Regions from separate parts of the Homo sapiens genome. Here region 1 is linked to region 2. Evidence: chromatin contacts called from ENCODE Hi-C or POLR2A ChIA-PET data. All regions are on one chromosome and are shown on one strand. The core of a region is the stretch at or near the end of the contact, and the rest is flanking DNA. Distances in the headings are between cores, read along the strand shown. Region 1 overlaps PRKCE (protein kinase C epsilon). Region 2 overlaps LOC101926974 (a long non-coding RNA gene).

The links. A loop is a pair of places that touch in the nucleus more often than their neighbours do. ChIA-PET counts read pairs that join two places held with the same protein, here RNA polymerase II (POLR2A). Pooled maps may share reads with other maps.
Region 1: a loop to region 2 is called in a map of heart left ventricle, with 3 times the contacts of the local background. The contact joins two enhancer-like sites. A Hi-C loop is called at or near these places in 2 of 168 maps with a recorded cell type or tissue (heart left ventricle and heart right ventricle) and 1 of 50 pooled maps. POLR2A ChIA-PET finds 5 or more read pairs at or near these places in 2 of 52 experiments (Caco-2 and endothelial cell of umbilical vein).

The regions. Positions count from the first base shown.
Region 1 is chr2:46,115,867-46,121,622 of GRCh38, reverse strand. All of the region lies in intron 11 of PRKCE (protein kinase C epsilon), which reads right to left. Among named protein-coding and RNA genes, the nearest start is that of EPAS1, 180 kb to the left of the region's middle. RefSeq lists an enhancer at 3,486-4,685. Within about 2 kb of position 2,619, at least 3 of the 41 ENCODE cell types and tissues checked have a DNase peak (open chromatin) inside an H3K27ac peak, as active enhancers do; they include endothelial cell of umbilical vein and heart right ventricle, where a contact is called at or near this core.
Region 2 is chr2:46,272,666-46,278,232 of GRCh38, reverse strand. All of the region lies in intron 2 of LOC101926974 (a long non-coding RNA gene), which reads right to left. Among named protein-coding and RNA genes, the nearest start is that of EPAS1, 22 kb to the left of the region's middle. Within about 2 kb of position 2,117, at least 16 of the 41 ENCODE cell types and tissues checked have a DNase peak (open chromatin) inside an H3K27ac peak, as active enhancers do; they include endothelial cell of umbilical vein and heart right ventricle, where a contact is called at or near this core.

The DNA of each region.
Region 1 (5,756 bases), core at 1,370-3,869, 160 kb after region 2:
CAATTGGTCAATATCTTTTAGCCATCTTTTACAAGCCCAGCACCATGCCGGGTCCTGTAAATTCCCTATGGGCCCCTCTATAATATCTCAGAGTCCACTGTGTGATGCTGTACAGACTGGGCAGGGAGTTGCAGGTACCTGTATGTCAAAGACAGGCAATGACTGTGCCAGGCACCTTGGTGTCAGAGAGAACAGAACCAGGGGACATCTCTCAGTGTGCAGGGTGGGGCCCACCTCAGATCATGGGGACTGATCTCATGCCATAAAACATTCAAGGCAGTCTGGCCCCAAGAGGCCATAAACAATACAACGCCTACTTTACAACGGGTGCACCAAGGTGGAAATGAAAATTGTCTGCCTGTGCATTCTTAAGCTTATTAACCCCAAGAATGCCAAAGCATTATTGGCATAAACATCCCCATAAAAGTTGCTGAAAGGGTGGGTGAAGATACTCTGGTTAGATGGAGCTGTGATGGTAAAGTGACATTTTAAAAAGTTTGGTTTGGTTGAAACACAATTTATCTCAAAAGAAAGGGTTTTACTTTGGGAATGAATCCAAGTAGTCCAAAAGGCTCCTATGCTTTCTTAGACAATAAATTTTACAGCTTTGACTGAGTTAGGTTTTTAAAAATCATCTTCCTGATCATGTAGGTCAAGTGCCACAGATTCATGGTGAACAAACGTAACAGCTGTGAGTGGTGGAAAACTGATATTAATACATCGGTAAGAAGGCAGGATTCTATTCAGACTATTCTAGTTTTTACAGTATGGATAGATTAAATATACTTCTTGACTTAACGTTGACAGGAAAAGAAGACAAGCCTCTGGTTTTTGAAACATGGGTGGCATCCTTTGAAAGAAAGGTCAATACAATCTGAGAAGTTACAAAAACGTGTTGAGTAGAGAAAGGAAGTGAAATGACAAATGGAAGTCTCTCCCCTTATGCCTTCTCCTATCTTCAGAAGAGTTAAAAAAGCCTACATCATCTACATCTGATTTCTCCAGGGTCTGAAAAACCTGCAAATATGGCTGTACTCTACCTAAACACCATGGCAAAATCTGTATAAATCTTACTAGCCAAAACAAGAGACCTGTTAGCTCACAGCTACCCCCAAACCTTCAGAGTCACATGAGCAGAGAACTTTGCATCTAGAGCGGGTTTTCCAGCCTGGGCACTACTGACATGTTAGGCTGGATAAATCTTTGTTGTGAGGACCGTCCTGTGCATTGCAGAATGTTTACCAGTATCCTTGGCCTCTACCCACTAGATGCCAGCAGCACTCTCCTGGCCCCCATCCCCAAGTTTCAGCAACCAAAAATGTCTCTAGACATTGCCAAATCTTCCCTGGAGGTAAAATAACCACTAGTGGTTGAGAACCATTATGCTAGAGGAACATCAAGAACCACTTTTCACTGGGGAGGTGAAGAGACTATGGTTGATGAGTGTCTGAACATGAGGTCAGTGCGTTTCCTCTTAGCAATGCTACTGCTTAAAAACCAAATTCTATTTTTTATCTGAGCTTCATGTTGGGGAGAAGAGTTTTCTAAGTCCCAGAATGACAGCATCTTTTGAAAACTTATGAACAAAGGAGCCCCAGGGCTTAACAGACAAAGCATAGCATCTCCAAAAGGTGCCCAAGGAGCCTCCCAGCTACAAACTCCCAGGGTACCCGCCAACTAAAAGCCAGGAGAATCCAACAAATTCCAAGGTGACATTTTAAAAGACACATTATCATTACAGACTTCAACAGTTCTATCTAAATTCTAGCAACGGGAGTTGAGAATCCTGAAGCCAAAATTAAGATATAAGTAGTGATACTAACACACTGGGTGGAGTGTTCCTCACAAGCTCCATTTTAGTGAGAATCTACGTACTGTCTCTCTGCTGCCGGAACAATGCGTGTTTCTCAATCACTAGTTGAAAGAGTCTCTTTGCAAATATTTCTTCACTTGCTAAGCAGAGATGGTTTCTGGGAGATAAATTGCTGGAAACAATGTTCCTCTCCTAGCACTAATGCAAACCATACTGCAAAATGAGGCACTACACTAAAAACTCAATTTATCCTGTTCAGCCTAGAAAGATTAGAAATTAGGGGAATTCGGAAAACACAAGCCCTTAGGGCCAATAAACCATATTTAGAACCATTTGTATGTATTTTATACTCAGGAATTTTATTTATGATAAGAATTTGAATGTCTCCCCCCACCCACTTTATTTATAAAGATTAAGTGACATCATTTAGCTAGAGTAAAGAATGCCCTAAAAAGAACTAATAGCCCAAGTTGTTTCCAAAGTTTAGGAAAGGGAAAAAAAAACACCCTAATAACCCCCCCTTTTTTTTTCTCTTTCACAAAAATAACAGAAGGAAAGCTGCTACTGTAATCAGCAGTGATTGCAGGCATTTCCTGTATTTTTATATCAAGCTGGTTGTTTTTTTTCCATTACATACCCAGTGAACTTCAGTTAGGTCAAGACTAGAGAAAAACAGGACCAATTATGCCTCCAACCCCACAAATCTGCCTACTTAGCTCTGCTAATTTTATCGTGTTGACTCCATGGTTCCAAGGAGCCAGAGATAGGAAAACTTCCATGGGCCATTTGCTCTCTTCCTCCTGGAGCCGAGTTCGTGCACTTCCCCCTCTACTTCTAACCCATTTAGTCTCCAGCATCCTAAGATGGAACTTTTGCTCCATCTGTTGCAGGCTGAGATTCAGTCAGGTTGTTCGAATGAGACTCTTGGGTGAAGTCTCTGCTTTCTTGGAGGCTCCCAGACTCCCTGGGGCCATTGCTCTGGGTTTGCTATCGGACAGGTCAACGCCCAAACTGCCAGATTCCACAGCGACTCCCATCCATCTCTAGGGATCTTCATTCTTATGCTTTATCTTCAAGAAGGGTAAGAAAGTCTTTTTCCTTAGGTCTCATCCTCCATCTCTTTGGCTGTAACTTAAGTCCATTTCTTCATGCTCTGTATTCTGTGGTTACAACAGCATGGGGAGCCTCCTTATTGAAGCCAGTTGTTAGGCAGTGATTATCATATAATAGTCTCATCTCCATTTTTCTCTTTTGTTAGTCCAAGGCTTTCCATGAAGAGTATATTGTGTCTGCATTTTTTGGATAATATTTAACACCTTGCTTCTGATACCAGATCACACTGATTTTTGCAGCCAATGCAGTGTTTTCACAGCCACCAGTAGCTATTTTCTTTTTCAAACCTTTGGAAAAGCTGTGAAAACCTCCTTTACCAATTTGAGATCATTGTAGAACAGTGACAAGCTCTTTGGCCAACTTTGGGTAGTTTCTTTCTCCACCGTGTCCCACAGCTACCCAAGTGCCAACTCTTCTGAGTGTAGAATTTCAGGTAGGTTTCCTCCTGGTGATGGTTCCCATGCTCAAGTTAAACAATGATGTCGTCATTCTAAACAACCTCAAAGGAGTCTCTCCAGTTGATAATTCCACGAAACTGTCCTCTAAGCTTTTCCTCTAGAGTTGCCTGGTTCTGACCATTTATTCTTCAATTATCCATGCTATTGGTCAACATTTTTTCTTATTGTTCACATTAATCCCCTTGTTTTATGTAATTCAGCATCATGATTTCATGGACTATTAGAGCTAGGGTAGATCTTAGAGGTGAACAAATGCCATTTTGAAGTGTTTTACAGGATTGAGGATTAGAAATGTTTTTCTAGTCTTGGAGTTACCTCAGATGACCCCACTCTTTAAATACAGGTGTACTTTCAAGTCAAAACCTGACATCCTTAGCAACAACCCTGCAACTAGTTGACAAAGATTCAGTGATTACCTACTATGTACCTGGCTCCACATTATGGCAATGTAAGGGATCAGTAATAATAATAAGCAATTACTAAGCCCTTCCTATGTGTTTTCCCAAGTATCACCTCATTTAATATTCACAGTAATCCCGTGAGGTAGATACTATTACTATCCCAGCTTTTAAGTGAGAAAATTGAGGATCAGAAGGTAAAAAGAACTGGCTTAGGACCCACATGTGAAGGGAGGATCCCATCCCAGGAGTGTCTGACTCAAAGGTGAGTAATCACCCAGCTTGGCTGAACTTCTGGCTCCCCAGAAGGTACCATGGGGAGCCCGGAAATCTCTGCCCATGTGATTTCTGGACCTCATGTAGAATTAATTTCAGAATCCATCATTTCAAAGCCAACTCAGAAAAATCAGGTTTTTCCTTTACAGGCTTACATTATTTTGGATACAAAATGATTTTCAGAAATCAGATCTACTCCCAAAGCAGGATTATTAGCCACAAAAGAGACTATGTAGTCAAATAAAAACCTAGAGAGGCATGTAGATGTATTCAATGTAAAAGCAGTATTTTTGCCCTGAGAATGAAGTCTCCCAAAAGGACAGTTAAAGGAGAGGACAATACTCATTTGAATGTGTAAACTCTGGTATGTTGGTTTAAAAAAGTCAGTCTATTTCCTTATGGCAAAGGACAGAAACTCCCACCCCTCTGGTGCCCTCACTTGCTTTTGGGAAGAGCTCAGTGGCAGATTCTCCAGTACTTTTGATAGTCAATTGTTCTCTTCACTTTCCTTGAAACATCAGATTTGATTCTGAGCTATTAAAACTAAAATCCTCTGTGTCATGTTCCTTCTTCTGTGAAATTTGACCAATAATTTTCTTGACTGCTGGCTTCCCTTCAAACAATAGCAAGAGAAACCACCCTGCAATTCTTTAGATTCTCCAAGTGAAATGCCTGCTCTCCGGTTTTTTTTCCCCTCCCAGACCTAACCGCTGCAGTACACTCTCAGTGCTACTCTTTCTCCTTTCCCTCATTTCAGTATAGGATGCTTTTACTCCTCCTATTTCTCTAGCCAGACCTTCAAGGGGCTTTTTTTTTCTCCGAACAGGCATCCTTCTCAGGAACAGCACCATGTGTGATGACTGAATTAGCGTCTCTGGCCAGCCACAGAGGAGGGTGGGGACAGATGTATAAACCATGAACTTGGCTAACAAGCAAATGAAGGCTACACAGACCAAATCCCATCAATCCAAGGACCCACTTGATTTCAGTTAAGGGCGGACAGTAGAGGTGGGGAGCACATACTCACGGTAACCCAGCCTTCTGATTTCCTCATTGATTCAAAGTGTCAACAGTGACCTCAGCAGTTTCTCCAATCTCCTTTCACATTTTTCTTAATCATCTAATTATTTGAAACTAGGATGAAAGCAACCAGGTCACAGTTACCAAATTGCTTATTACTGGTCACAGGGATGTTTACTTTAGAATCCTGTATATTGCAGTGTCAAGGCAGCTCATGCCCATCTGTGCACACTGTTTCCTGGGAAGTTCTAGAAAGCAACTCTCACGTGACATTCTCCAACATAGAGGAGTGTGGTCATCTCTCTGAAGTTGGCTTCCCTTGGACACAGCCCTAAGCTGGGTACCTTGGAGGATCCAAGAGAAGGTGAGGTCATGGTCTCTGATCTCCAAGGGCTAGCTAGCAATTTGGTTGGGGAGACAAGACTAATAAAAACGAAACATTTCGAGACTAAGCAAGCATTACATCTGTACCCACACTCCAAAATCCCATAAGCCACTGGGAAAATGATCATTCACCTTATGGAGAAACCTCACCCCAATCCTCCTGCCCTGTAACATTATAAAGCAAGTCCTTTCCTCTGTAACTTTAGGCCCTTGGTTGACACAGGCATCTAAAAGTAAGGAAATTTGTATGTCTTATATCAAAAAGAAAATCAAAGATGAAGAGTCATATACAAA
Region 2 (5,567 bases), core at 868-3,367:
AGGCTGGTGAAGGGGAGAAGTAGGGAAAAGTACACACAAGAGAGTTGGGGTCAGTTTGCAAAGGACTAAGAATGCCAGGTTTGAGTGTCCAGACTTTGTCCTTTGGACAATGAGAGGCATCTGCTGCACATTTCCAAACAAAGAGGTGACTTTGAAAAGAGGTATCTGAAGGTGATTCTAAACATTGGCAGGAGACAGTAGGAACTGGTAGGGACTGGAGACAAGGTGGTGAGTCAGAGACATTCATGCCATCCAGATGAGATGCCAGGGGCATGGATTAGGACTGTGGAGGTGGGAATGGGAAGAAAAGGACCAGTGGCGAAGGACTTTCAAGGAAAGACTGGGCAGGCCTTGGGGGCTGAGTGGTGGCCAATCCACCAGCCCAGCACACTCTTTGTGTACCTTGATCTCAGCAGCTGAGGCGCCACTGCCCCAGGAGTGCTCAGAGTCCCTGGGGGAGGGAGAGGAAGCACATTTCTGACCAGAGTTTCCAGGAGTTGTGCACCAGTACAGACTGGCACCCAGGGCAAGGGTGGGGTCAGGGAGAGGGGCGGCTCCTCCTATTCTCTTGGATAACAATGCCCCCGAGCCTGCCATTTTCTGTGGTTAAAAGGAGGGCCTTTCTCCCCGCCAGTCCCTCACCCACAGGAAATCCTTGTCCCGGGAGTTCACAGCTGTGAATACAGTCTGTTAAATAGCTCAAGACAGGCCAGGTGCTGCCTGGTGCAGGCCTCCGGGGCCCTCTCAGGGGCCCTGAGCAACCAAGCACTGCCCATTCAGTCACCTGGCATGTCTTTCTTGAGGACTTACTTTGCACGAGGCAGGTGCTGGATGCTGAGGACACAGAGGTGAGGGAGATAGAACCACTACATCCAGTGGGACCACAGACAAGTCAATGCATAGCTGCAATGTAGCCAGACACTTGCCGGTTGAGGTCTGTGCCAGGTGTCAAACAAGCAGAGGATGGGGCTGGAATGTTCAGAGGGAAATGAAAAAAGTCTTCACAGAGGGTGATGTTGAACAGAGTCTTAAAGGGAGAGTAAGGGCTTCTCGGGTAAATGCAGGTAGGAGCAAAGTACATTTATTACATTCCAGGAGATGCTCTGAGCCAAGGCCTAAATAAAGCATCATGGTGCACCTAGAGAACCAGAAGTCACGGGTCAAGCTTCAGGGGAGAAAGTAGAAACGGGTGGGAAATGGAACTGGAGTGATACACGAGGTCCAGATAATGAGGATACCTGTGGGTGTCCCAAGGTGTATAAATTTTATCCTGCAGATCATAGTAGCCATTGGAGCTCAGATGTGGCCACTCACTGTGGGCCCTGCCTTAGGGAAATTTTACATTTTTTCCTCTAGGGGAGCTTAGAGAGTCCAGATGAGGCTCAAGTGTCTGAGGGAGGAAACCATCTCTGCATAAATCACATTCTACCAGGCAGGCTCCCATATCAGGGTTTTTCATGCTCTGTTTCTTCTACCTAGAATGCTCTTCCCCCAGAGACCTAATTTGGCAACTCTCTCCCCACTCCCCCCTCTATTATTAATTTCCCCGACCCTGCTGTCCTCTTTCTTTTTTTCTTTCCATAGCACTTAACATCTACAGTAGAATATGCTCACTTCTTATGTCTATTACTCATTGTGTCTGCTGGAATGTGACTCCAGGGGAGCAAAGACCTTTATATATTTTGTTCCCCAGCTGTTTCCCCTACACCTACAACTGTGCCTGGCACAGGTAGAGGCTCAATGACTATCTGTGGAACAAATGAATGAAGGAAGAAACCGTCTTTGTAATTCCAGTGCCCAGCACAGAGCTGTAAGACGTATGCATGTGTGCAAGAAATGCTACCATCATTAGGGCACCAACAAATGAGTGCCCTCGGGCTTCCCTGCAAACCCCAAGGCCTAGTTGGGCCCCCCAGAGTGGCGCGGGTTCCCCTTACTCCCTGCCGCCCAGCGGGGCACTTGGCACGGCCTGGGGCGAACGTGCCACTCGGAGAATAAAGCGCTTCCTCCGCAGGGCGGCCCTGCCAGGCTGCCGGGGTCTTGCGTCCCGGAAACGCCTCCCCCCAGCCAGCCAGGGGAAGCCTGGGCGGAGCTTTCTAGGAAGCAGCCCTAGCCTGCCTGGCCTTCTCCCGCCTGGAGGAGAGAGAGCTTGAGGTCACAAGGCCCTACTGGCTGCTGGGCACGAGCCCAGGGAGCGGGTCACCTCATTGCTGAGTGACAGGTCTCTCCTGGACCCCAAAGTCCCTCTAAACAGGGCCCCAAGCACTGAAAATATCCCAGTGTCCCAGTACCTATTCATAATTTTATAATTACATTATATTTATTTATATAAAAAGAAAGAGACACAAACAGATATGTAAGAGTAGGATTGGGGCAAGAATACAAGGACACTTAGCTCTATCTGAAATGTTTATTTATTGCAAAATAAAGTGATTAGAAGCAAATGGGAGAAAGAAGGCTTGTTTTAGGTGGTGAAAATATGGATGCTGGTTATATTGTTCTTTTCACTTTTCTGTAACTTTAAAACACTTCAAGGAAAAATAAAGGAAACATAAGGAAGAACAACAAGATTCATATATTTTTTTCTGTGATGACTACTTGGAGCTTTGCTGAATTAATGAATACCCTGGATCCAGCCTTGGTGTTGCTGTATAACTAGTCAGTAGACCAAGGCACCATGGCAGTGTGGTGGGGCAGAGCTTTGCAGAATGAGGGGTCAGGGAGCATGGATGGGGTGGGAGTGGGGACAAAGGCACTTTATAAGTGTCTCTCAAGGCTTACCATGCAGAGAGCCACTTGCTCTTCCCACATAAAGGGTCTGCCTTTCTTCCTTGGCCTCCTGCATGTTTTATTTTTTGCCTCTGACCTAGACCTCAATTGTTGCCACATGAATTAGATGGTGGAGAAGTTGGATGAACAGAAAAGAAGAAAACTTGAGAGGTGGTCTCTGGCAGTAGTGGTTCAGCCAATGTCACCTCCTGGTAATTTGGGTCTCTACCTGTCACTACAATCTCCGAGTGCAGGACTTTTGAGAATGCTCATAGACTCATAAGATACAGTGAAGCCCAGCATACCTCTGCCCCCAGGCCATCGCTAAGTAGCACCTTCCAGATCCCAGGAAAACACATGAAGATTTGTCAGATTGCTGTTTATCCAGAATTCAATGAAAGTACAAACCATAGGAATTTTTGCCTGCTTTTGAGAGGAGACAAAGGAGCAAATTTTCTTTCTTTTTTATAATGTTCAGGGCATCTCATAAGGTTGGTGTAGACTCAGCCCCATCTCTTTAACCTCCATGAAATTAAGGACTCGTGGGTGGTATCCTAGCCAGTCCTGCTGCTGTAACAAAATACCCTAGACTCGGTGGTTTAAGTCAAAGACATTTATTTCTCACAGTTCTGGAGGCTGGGAAGCTCTGGTATCTCATCCTCTTTTTATAAGGGCACTAACCTCATCATGGACACTCCACCCACATGACCTCATCGAAACCTCATCACCTCCCAAAGGTCCTGCTCCTTAACACCATCACATTGAGGGTTACGGCTTCAACATATACATTTTGGGGGAATACAGTCCATAACAGGTGGGAATGTCTTGGAAACCAGCCCTCATGGGAGACATAAACACTCCCTCTATGCATCCTGGCTGATGCATATACAGTCTTTCTTTGAATGTCCCCAAGGCAGCCAGCTCCCTCCCTCCATGTATTGGACATGGTTCTGCTCCCTGGGAGAGACCAAATTTGTCTGGCCCTTCCTGTATTTGTAGACTGAGTCAACCTTTCTCTAGACTAAATGCACTAGCTCTTCCCATAAGCTTCCTACTCTTTTAGTGGACAGATCTGTGCAATGGGAATGATAGTTCCAAGAGTACTCTGAAATCCCAAGAGATCCTGAAATATGTCTGACACATCAGAGAAGGATTGGTTAGGTTTGCTTGACAGAACTGTTCTTTAAAGATTGGTAAATGATCAATCCACTAGCCATGGAAGTGACAGCTTGCGTTTAACCAAGTTGTAAAATCACCCAGTGCTAGTTACTTAGGGCTTCTTGACATGCACAGACGCTTGGCTGAGTCCTGGAAGCTGCAGTGTTGACTTAGCCACTGTCCTCAGCCCGGTGTAACTACACAGGGTCAAAATGAGTCAGCAGGCACCCCAGGCCCTCATCCATTTTCCACAGTCTCCTGAAGGAAATCTCTGGGCAGACGGGGAGGTATCAAGGAGCTACCAGGGAGCTAGGCTGAATTCTGGGTAAGGCAGGAACGTCCCCAAGGCAGGCAGCTCCCTCCCTCCATCTGGGTCATAGAGATGAGCCAGTTAAAGATACAGTGACCTACTAGAATTGTTTAATTTGGGGCTCACATTGGGCCCAGAAATTTCAAGACTTCTTTAGAGCAATGTTTTTCCAATCACTCCTCCGTGAAAGTTGTCAAGTGTTAACTCCTCAGGGAAATGGAAAGCTAAGAATTCTCCACAATTGGCTCAGGAAGTACACACTGAAAGTTTAGCCTGACCTAAGATCCCTAAGATACATGTTTTATTTAGCTTCAGGGTGCCCTTCCTATGTACCCATTTCAGGGATTGGACACAAAGTTCAGCTATAGCAAATGTTTGCTCTAAACAGGAAGTGTTGGCCAGTACTCCTGATCTCCAGAGAGCTGGGTGGGTGGGGGCTCTAATTACAAAGGGAGAATGGCTGCTGGGGGTGTCCTGACTTTCTTCCTGAGACACCTCATCGTCCTTCCTGCCTTACCCAGAATTCAGCCTAGCTCCCTGGTGGTTCCTTGATACCTCCCCGTCTGCCCAGAGATTTCCGTCAGGAGACTGTGGAAAACGAATGAGGGCCTGGGGTGCCTGCTGACTCATTTTGACCCTGTGTAGTTACACCGGGCTGAGGACAGTGTCTAAGTCAACACTGCAGCTTCCAGGACTCAGCCAAGCGTCTGTACATGTCAAGAGGCCCTAAGGAGAAAAAGCAACCAAGAACAGATTTAGAGACCCAGACAGCTATTCTGTAAAATAGGGTTCCAGACCCTGGGCACCCAGCTTCCCATGTGCCTCTGGGCCTCAAGACAGTTCTTAAAAATGCCTCTTAAGTTTCTTTCTGGGCCTGTTGGAGCCTGAGGAGGTTGAAACATAACAATCATGTTTTCCCCATCCAAATTCTGTTTTTTTCTTTTTTTGGAGGCAGACTCACTCTGTTGCCTAGGCTGGAGTGTAGTAGCATGATCCTGGCTCACTGCAGCCTCTATCTCCTGGGGTCAAGCGATCCTCTCACCTCAGCCTCCTGAGTAGATGGGACTACAGGTGCACACCAACCATACATGACTATTTTTTAATTTTTTTGTAGAGACAAAGGTCTCACTATGTTGCCCAGGCTGGTCTTGAATTCCTGACCTCAAACAATCCTCCCACCTCTGTCTTCCAAAATATTGGGGTTACAGGTGTGAACTACTGTGCCAGGCCCCAAGTTCTGAAATATAGAAACAGCGGATGGAGGGAAAGATGTCGGCTCTGTTATGGACTGAGCTGCTGAGGACTAGGGACTTCCCAAGGGGGCCCTTGA